2 separate regions of the Homo sapiens genome follow, and region 2 is linked to region 1. A link is a contact called in ENCODE Hi-C or POLR2A ChIA-PET data. All regions are on one chromosome and are shown on one strand. The core of a region is the stretch at or near the end of the contact, and the rest is flanking DNA. Distances in the headings are between cores, read along the strand shown. Region 1 overlaps CDH23 (cadherin related 23). Region 2 overlaps CDH23 (cadherin related 23).

Evidence for each region. A loop is a pair of places that touch in the nucleus more often than their neighbours do. ChIA-PET counts read pairs that join two places held with the same protein, here RNA polymerase II (POLR2A). Pooled maps may share reads with other maps.
Region 2: a loop to region 1 is called in a map of GM12878, with 2.5 times the contacts of the local background. The contact joins two enhancer-like sites. A Hi-C loop is called at or near these places in 5 of 168 maps with a recorded cell type or tissue (B cell, CD14-positive monocyte, GM12878 and 2 more), 12 of 37 single-sample maps with no recorded cell type and 6 of 50 pooled maps. POLR2A ChIA-PET finds 5 or more read pairs at or near these places in 5 of 52 experiments (H1, MCF 10A, OCI-LY7 and 2 more).

The regions. Positions count from the first base shown.
Region 1 is chr10:71,640,962-71,645,645 of GRCh38, forward strand. It overlaps CDH23 (cadherin related 23), which reads left to right. Exons shown (of 70, transcript NM_022124.6): 12 at 2,900-2,905. Among named protein-coding and RNA genes, the nearest start is that of C10orf105, 76 kb to the right of the region's middle. RefSeq lists enhancers at 1,757-2,401, 3,203-3,402, 3,843-3,892. Within about 2 kb of position 3,435, at least 2 of the 41 ENCODE cell types and tissues checked have a DNase peak (open chromatin) inside an H3K27ac peak, as active enhancers do.
Region 2 is chr10:71,695,632-71,700,315 of GRCh38, forward strand. All of the region lies in intron 22 of CDH23 (cadherin related 23), which reads left to right. Among named protein-coding and RNA genes, the nearest start is that of C10orf105, 22 kb to the right of the region's middle. Within about 2 kb of position 2,085, at least 3 of the 41 ENCODE cell types and tissues checked have a DNase peak (open chromatin) inside an H3K27ac peak, as active enhancers do.

The DNA of each region.
Region 1 (4,684 bases), core at 2,185-4,684:
GAGAGCTTTATAGAATGCGGATGCCTATGCTTCCACCCCCTCCCTCAGTCTGGTCTCCATGGTCTAGGGTGCAGCATAGGCAGCACCCTATGTAAAGCTCCCCAGGTAATTTTGATATGTGGCCAGTGGAGAACTACCCCTCTTTGCCTCTCCAACTGCTCACCTTTTTCTCGACTCCTATAGGTGCCTCCAAGCTACTCTCCCTGCCGCAGTGATGTCTTCCCAACCCTGGCTATGCAGTGTGGTTCCCTGGGGAGCACGAGAGAAATGTAGCTTTTCCCAGCCCCCAGAGATGATGACACACTGGCTCTGGGCATCTGCATTTCTTTTTAGAACGCCACTGGTGATTCTGTTGTGTATCTAGGGAGAGGAGGGCAGCACCGGTGTGATTCGCACGTGGCTGCAAGGCCACCTCCCTCTCCCCTGCTGCAGAGCTCAGAGTGGCTCCGTCTCGCTCATGGAAATAATGCCATCCTCAGGATGGCATCTGCCTGGGACTCCAAGCTTCTCGACATGGACCCTTTGCAAATAATAAGTCATTGATGATTCTTCTCCACACTCCGTGCCTTTGCTTAGGACAGTGCTCCTCAAAAGGTGGCTTCAGATCAGGATCAGCGTCGCCTGGAACTTGGTTAGAAATGCAAAGTTACAGGCCTCAACCCAGGCCTACAGAATCAGGAATTCCTGGGGGAGGGAGAAGAATCGGGGAGCAATCTGCAGGTGATTCTGAGACACGCTAAGGATCTAAGGATCAAGAACTCTGTGTTTAAAGCTACTTCCTCCACCCGAAATCCCTTTTCTGCCAGTCCAAAAGAGTCCAAAAATAATACCTTCTGACCAGACACAGTGGCTCATGCCTGTAATCCCAGCATTTTGGGAGGCTAAGGAGGGTGGATCATTTGAGGTCAGGAGTTTGAGACCAGCCTGGCCAACAGGCGAAAACCCGTCTCTACCAAAAACAAAAAACAAAAACAAAATACAAAAATTAGCCGGGCATGGTGGTGTGCACCTGTAGTCCCAACTACTCGGGAGCCTGAGGTGTGAGAATCGCTTGAACCTGGGAAGTAGAGGTTGCAGTGAGCCAAGATTGTACCACTGCACTCTGGCCTGGGCAACAGAGCAAGCTTCCATCTAAATAATAATAATAATAATAATACCTTCCTTCATTCCTAACACCAGCTCAGAACTCCCCTTCTTGGGGCAACCTCCTCTGCTTGTCCTCCCCTTAGACTGGGCCCTGGAGCGCTCAGATGGTACATCTCAGTTTGTTCTGGTAACTAACATTGCTGACTGCAAGGCCAATGCATTTCACACTGTGGACTCGTGCTGCCAATGGGGAATGCCCGCATCAGACATGAGCTCCACTTCCTTGGCTGGGGCAGCAGCACAGGGTTGTGGGAAGGTGCATTGGCCCAGAAGCTGGCCCGGCCTCTTTTTTTTTTTTTTTTTTTTTTTGAGATGATGTCTCACTCTGTCGCCCAGACTGGAGTGCAATGGCATGATCTCGTCTCACTCCAACCTCCGCCTCCCGGCTTCAAGCAATTCTCCTGTCTCAGCCTCCCGAGTAGCTGGGATTACAGGCGTGCATCAACATGCCCAGCTAATTTTTTTGTATTTTTGTAAAGACGGGGTTTCACCATGTTGGCCAGGCTGGTCTCGAACTCCTGACCTCAAGTGATCCACCCACCTCCGCTTCCCGACGTGCTGGGATTACAGGCATGAGCCACCGCACCCGGCCTGGGCCCGGCCTCTTATCCCCCACTCTGCCACCAGCTCCCTATGCAACCATGGGCTGCTCAGTCAACCTCTCTGAACTCAATTCCACTGGAGGGGCTGGAGGGGCCCGTGGGAGGAGTAGCAGTAACACACAAGGAAGAGCTGCTGAAGCCCAGGCACTCCCTGAGCACCCACTGTGTGTCATGGTCTGCTGGGGAATCTTCACCACCTGAGGCATGGTCTACAGCCTCAAGGGGCTGCTGACATTCCAGAATAATCACAGAGGGAACTGTAACCCAGTGATGCAAGTGCTCTGCAGCCATTAAGGAAAACAAAGCAAATACTTGGTACTTACAAAGTGTTTAGAATAGTGCCTGACCAAGAGTAGGTGCTAGGTTGTTAGTGTCCTCGTTCGCATCATCATCTATATGCACAGTTATGGACCAATCACCAAGATGTAGTTCTAAGTGAAAAGACTGGACACAGAGCAATGTGCATAGCATGCTGTTAGTGTCACAGCAGGGTGGCATGTACCCATAATGGTCATATAGGCATGGATTTCCTGGGGAAAGAGACCCAGGAATGGGGTGTGGTGGCTGCCCTGGGAGGTTTGTCAGTACCTGGGCTCAGGGGGAGAGGGAGAGGCGTGTGTTCCCCTTACACTTTTTAACTTCTGGAAAATTTGCCATGTCTCTGCTCATCATGTCTCTGACATTTTTTATGTTAGGAAAATAAAAACATGGGGGTGTTTGGGGTTGTTTCCTGCAGGGATTTTATCCAGGCTCCAGGGATGTAGGATGTAGGGATGGCCCCTCCCATCCCAGCCTACACTGAGGCCTTCTGGGTGAGAGTGGACAGAGATCAGGGAGACAGGAGCCCTTGCCCCCCCCTCACCTCCTCACCCTTCATGCCGTTGAGCCTCTTCTGGGTCCCATGCTTGTCCCTCTTCTTCACTGTCCAGCACACATGTGTGCACACTCACACAATACGCCTCCTCCAGACCCCAGAAGCTATGGCCCATCAGAGGCTGGGGACAGCTGCTCCTCTAGGGTGTGATCCTGGGGTCCCTCCCATGACCCAGGGTCTCACTGTCTTTTCTCTCTGGTTCCTTCCTCCTCTCCATACCTCTCCGGCTCCTTCTGTCTGTCTCCATATCCTTTGACTGACCGACTCCCATTGACAGAATTTGGTAAGTGAGCCTCTGAAGGGCAGGGGTTGGGCTTGGGGAGGGCTTGTGGTGGGCACAGTGGGGAGGGGCTTTGAAAAGGGCACAGCTCAGCCCTCCCCCACCCTCTCAGGCCCCCAGCTCCTGTGGTTGAGGGACCAAAGGTTCAGGGGAAGGAGAGGAGTTGGTGTCACCTGTTCAAACTGTCACACCCCACTGGCTTCAGCTATTAGTGCCCCTTCGGGCATTTAATTGGTCCCTTCCATGTGACGGGACGCATTCCACACCAGGGAGCGCTGCAACCTCCACAGCCTGACAGGCCCAGAGGAGCCTTGCCCCCACATCCCCTGGGGAGCCACTTTGGGCTGGGGCTCTGGAGCCCCGCGGCTTGCCTGGACCCCAGAATTGGCAAGAGAGGGCTTAGGGAGCTCAGCTTCCACCTCTCCATCCAAACCTCTGTGCCAGTAACAGGGCACAGGCCTGTCTCCAGGCTTTAAGAAAAGTCTAAATGCAGCAAGTGTATTTGCCAGTTTGCTAAAATGGGAAAAACCCAAGAGACTGATGGGTAAACGTTAGCATGCATTCATTCCACAAGTGCCTTTGAGCATTTAGGGGGCAGCCCCAGGGGCCCATGAATCTTGTGAACTCTCAGGCTTCACTGGGGGTATCACTTCCTGATCATTCCCCCTCTGCCCTGAGCGGGATGGGAACCAGCCTTGCAGGGACTATCCCCTTAGACCACGGAGAGTCTTTGGGGCCAGGGTGACCTCGCAGCCACCCTCTCACCAGGAACAGGTTTCTAAGAGGAGTCCCACAACATACCCTAAGCAACCAAGATGTGAGGGTGGGCTTCCCTTGCCAGCCACTGGTTCAAGAGAAAAGGGCCCATGTGCCAAGCTGGCCACTGGGCTAGGGGTGGGCTCTGCACCATAAGCCAGAGCCTCTGCCTCTGGACTGAAAGCCAAGGTCAGTGACCTACTGGGCACCTGCAAGAGAGGTCAGAAGGAGGCTCTTACACATCACAGGCCGCCTGCCCAGTTGGAGGGGAGTCTGGGGGCGCAGGTGATCCCCTTGCCCCAAGTGCAGGCAGGAAGAGGAAGTAGAATCACTTTCTGAGCAGGCCAGACCTCAGGGAGTCAGTAAGCTGAATCTCCCACCTTCAGCCATGTCTCCTCCCCATGATCTGGAGACTTCAGTCACATCACATGCTTTCTGTGAGGAGAGTCAGGTAGCATCTGAGGGGCTCTGTGAGCCACAGCCCTGGTTAGAATAATCAGAAATGCCTGAACTTGAGTGAGGCACCCACCTCCCTGAAATGATGGGCTTGGGCCTCTGGGACACAGCAGAACCTGTGATGGGGTGGCCACCCTGTGCTCAGTCTGGGATCCTGGGCCCCCCGGGACTGGCAACAGTGTGGGATCCCTGGCCATTCACATTGCCACTCAGTCTCTGGGTTATTCCCATTTCACATGTCAGCAAACCAGTGTTCTCCCTGCTGGACACGTTCCAGAGGAGGAGGGGAAGAACAGCATCTGCATCCCTTGTGTCCTCTCCTGGCCAAGCCTGTCATGGCCGCTTAACTGCTTCTCTTCTCTCCACTCCCCTCACATCCTCTCTCCTCCTCCTTCCTCTGTCTCCCCGCTGGGTCTTGCAGCTGGCCGGTCCCTCCGCAGCTGGGGTCACTGGGACAGAGAAAGGGAGCAGGAAATGGAGAGTGAACCAAACCACCTGAAGGGGACACTGTGGGCATCCGACAGCACAAGGAAGGAAAAGAGAGCCAGAGGAGGTTTCCAGAGGGCCTAG
Region 2 (4,684 bases), core at 835-3,334, 53 kb after region 1:
GTGTCCCTCTGAGCTGGCTCTTGCAATAGAGTTCTAGCGGTTCTCCTGCATGGTGAAAGGCAGTCAGAGGTCAAGGGAAAGCCCTCATCCGGCCTCCAGTGTCAGTAGGCCTCAGGCTTTGTCAAAGGGAGCTTCAGGCAGCCCAGGGACAGTGGCAGGGGAGCTCTGGCCGGTTCCGCTTGTGAGCCACACGTGCCCTTAGAGCCCAGGACTCTGGCCACCCCCTCTGGAGAGCTCCCACCCCTACACTGCACAAGCCCCAGCTCCACCCCAGCACCTGTCTTTCACTGCTGTGCCCCTGCAGTCATCCATCTGGGTCACCTCCCCCACGGGCTGGCCCCCACGGCTGCCCAGCAGGGGTTTTGTTCACCTCAGGAATTTTCTGGCACAGGTTTGCCAGGTTTGCACAGGCCCCTGTGTGTGTTGTGTGCTCATGTGCAGGAATGTGCACAATTCAGGGTGCAGAGGGGAGACACGGTCAAAGCCAGGGCATCTCCAGCGGAGACCAGAATCCTGGGGAAACTGAGGAAGCCCAGGTCCCACCCCCACACCATCTGCTCTGCTGGGAGGTCCACATTTTTCAGCCTTCTCCTCCCCCACCCTGTACACCACGTGGCCTTACTTGAGGAGGCTTGTCCCCACATGAACATCCCCACTGCCACCCACCCAGCCCTGTGGGGGACATGAATCCTGGCAATTGACTGAACACCTGGGATGTGCTCTGAGCCTCCCCTGAGGGCTTCTCAGGAACTCTCTCCTCCTCACTGTAATCTCACAAGGCAGAGGGATTCCGTTGCCACTGCACTGTGGAGGAGACAGACTTAGAGCTTAAAGGCTTGCCCAAGGTCCCAAAGCTAGTAAAGGGTGCGGTCAGGACTCGAACCCTGGTCTGTCTGACTTGGAGACAAGGGATTAGAAACCACCTGGCCCAGTCCTTATTCCTCTGGGAGGGGGCACCCACACACCAGCTGACAGCCAGTCAGTGAACAATGTGGAAAGGAAGATAGGCATGACGGCCAATCCTTCCCTCCCTCTTTGTCCTTCCTTCCAGGTTGACCTCCTCTCCCATCCAGAGCCACTGCCAAGTATGGCTCTGGCACTGGAATAGGCACAGTGGAATAGGGCAGAGGTGAGGGATCTGGAATCTGCGATTTTTTTCAAAGCCCCGTAGAGGAATTCCTTCCAGCCCAGGGCCAGGTTTAGAAACCAGGACCCTCGCCCTTTGACACAGCTCTCTAGGCTCTTTGGTGGGTGCTCTCTGCTGCCGCCTTGTGGGCACTGCACTGGCCCAGGGTAACCTCCTCCCCACCCCAGCCAGGGATTCCAAGAGCTGGGGCTGGATCTCACCTCTGAACACCTTCTGGTCAACCCTCACCTTTCCCTTAGGTTTTTGGGAAATTCCTCCCAAAGGGGATTGAGGGGCAGGTGAGGAAGGTTGCTCTGGGAAAAGGGGGCTGCACAGGACACCAGCCTGGATTGCCGTTATCAAATAGTACACCCGGCAGACAAGGCGTGGGTGTGCCAGGTGAGGACTGCACACAGTCTTGGGCATCTGCAAGCTTTGGTCCCCCCGCCCTTCACCAGGTCTCCTGCCCTCCACATGTCCTTCTGAGCCATGAGCAGGCATGGACAATGGACCAAGGACCTGCTGCCCAGTGCCTCCTCACTTTCCAGGAAATCCACGAGCTATCAGGGAATGCCTACTGCATGCCAGGCCCCACGCTTGTCAGGCTGAGGGTACAGGAAGCAACACCAGGCCAGGTGCAGTGGCTCACGCCTGTAATCTCAGCACTTTGGGAGGCCAAGGCAGGCAGATCGCTTGAGCCCAGGAGTTTGAGACCAGTATGGGCAACATAGTAAGATCCCCACCCCCTTTATAAAATTTTTTTTAAGTAGCCAGGTGTGGTGGTGCACACCTGTGGTCCCAGATACTCAGGAGGCTAAGGCAAGATGATTTTTGAGCCTGGATGATAGAAGCTGCAGTGAGCCAAGATCACACCACTGCACTCCAGCCTGAGTGACAGAGTGAGACCCTGTCTCAAAAAAAAAAAGGAAGCTCCCGCCCTGCCTGCCTTTGGGGAGTGTCATGTCACTCTTCTATTCAAACCCCAGTGGTTCCCATCTCACCCTGTGCAAAAGCCAGAGCCCTTGCCAGACCTACAAAACCCGCAGGGTCTGCCCCATTGTCACCCCTGAGGAGTCAGCCGCATCATCCCTATCTGTAGTACAGAGCGGGTGTGGCTGTTCCACCGCTGGCGTCAGGTGGGCACAGGCTGGAGATTTTTGGTGCCCCAGGGTAGTATTTGAGACCTGAAAAATAAATGTGATGACCTGAAAGTTCAAAGATAAAAGGGCAAAATCAAAATTAAAACTTGTTATATGAAACATCTATCAGATGAAAGATGGCAGCTTTAGTAACTATGAAATTTAGTGTTTGTGAAAATTTCATTACATTCGAGGACAAATTGGAGGTTAGATTTTTCTAGAATTCTTGAAAATTTTCCAGAATTTTCTGGAATTCCCAGTTACGTATGATGATTGCCAGGAAATCAGAAATCAAGAAGCTTATATGTTAGTCAAGTTTGTCATAGCCAAATATTTTGAAAAGGAAGTTATAAAAATTATTTCCAATTTTATAGCCATAAAATGTATATATGCATACATATGTATATACATGGGTATGTCTCATTACCTTGGAGAGGACCCCCTGGAGACTTCTAGGGCCTCACAGTGCCCCAGGTTGAGGTAGGGTCTGTGGCCAAAGTGTGAGGTGAGGTGGCTACAGAGGGAATAGCTAACAGAGTTTCAGGTGACAGAAGGAGGAGGTGATATTTGAACAGGGGCTGGCCCACCACCTGACTCATCTCCCACCCCACCCTTCCCACACCCACCGCACACACCCACGCCCACAACCACCACCCATCCCCAACACACAGGCCTTTCGTTTCCCTGCACCCACTCAACTCTCCCCCAGCTCAGAGCCTTTGCACGAGCCCTTTCCTCCCTGACCCCTGCTCTTTTCATAGGTAGCTCATTCTGTTTCATCTGTCCCAGCTTAAAACGTCAGCTGTCTTAGAGAGGCCCTGCCTGACTACTGTCTAAAGTAGCTCTGACCCCTCTCCAAATTCTGTTTCCTGCAGAGCTGGACCCACAATCTGTGCTTATTTGTTTTGTAGGCTATTTGCTTATTAAGAGGCACGTGGTTTAGTGATTAAGCAGGCAGCCTCTGGTACCAAAATGCCCAAGTTCTCACTCTAGCTACACCACTTACCAGCTGTGTGACCTTGGGCAAGTTGCTTAACCTCTCTGTGCTCCAGTTCTTCTCATCTAAAAAATAGGGCTAGTAAGAGTCCCCACCCGATAGAACTGTGATCAGCGCTTACTGAGCCAAGACATAGGAAGCACTGGCACATGGGGAGTGGTCGGTAAATGGTAGCTGTCACCATCATCACTATCATTACCATCATCTGCTTCCTTTGCTGGAATCGCACTTGTCTTGTTCACTGTCAAACCATACTGCCTAGCACAGTTCCAGGCACATTGTAGGTGTTCAAAATATTTCAAAATATGTGTTGTTGAGGACTGATACAGCTGGTGAATATCTTACCTTTCCTTTCCCCTACCCCCTAGCTCAGCCAGGAGGTGGCTGGGTCTTCCTTGTCGGAGGTAGACTAGGGCGTATGGCCCAAGACTCTCTCAAGAGCCCTCTCTAGACATGGCATGGGCCACAGCACCTGGAGTCGGAGGCACAAGGCAACCCCAGTGATTTTCAGAGCTTGCATGCAGACAAGTGTCTTCCCACATGTGGCTTCATTTGGGTGCATTTGGAATTGGTGCAGTGTGTGCATCTGCATGCACTGGGTATGGCCTGGCATGCAGGCACTGAGGATGTCCACCTGCACTGGTGTGCGCTGGCGGAGTGGCCGTCTCTCTGTCTGCAAGGGAGATTTTGGTCCCACTCTTCTTCCTGGCTCCTGCAGCTGCCTTCAAGGACCTGGCTGATGGGCATTGATTTAGAGCCTTTCAAAGCCCTCCAGCAAAATAAAGGAGAGGGGAGAAGGAGAGAATTATTCCCCATCAGGCTAGGAGAAAAATGACGGGCGTGAAATGGGAAATAAATGAGGGGAAAGTGGTGAGATTCTACAAAATCGCCCAGCAGGGAGCCTGCAGGAGAGGTCACAGCCCTCCACCCTCTCCTGTACTCCCAACCTGCCCTGTGACCAGAGAGTGGGTCAAGAGACCCAAAACCATTGCCCATGCCCTGACCAGGATCACTTGGAAGCAGCTACCCTGGCACTCTCTGGCATGGTAGGGGCAGGAAGAGGGAATGGAAGAGGAGAAACCACCCACCATGTGAAATGTATCTCAGCCTGTTCAGCAACAGGCCTGGCCTGGAACAAGTGATTTAGCTGCTCTCTTCCTCAGTTTCCCCATCCAGAAAAATAAAATAGGGAGAAAATCATCTCTCCCCCAGGCTGGGTGCGGTCGCTCACACCTGTAATCCTAGCACTTTGGGAGGCCGAGGCGGGAGGATCACTTGAGGTCAAGAGTTTGAGACCAACCTGGCCAACATGGTAAAACCTTGTCTCTATTAAAAATACAAAAATTAGCCAGGCGTGATGGCTTTTGCCTGTAATCCCAGCTACTCGGGAGGCTGAGGTGGGAGGATCACTTGAACCCCAGA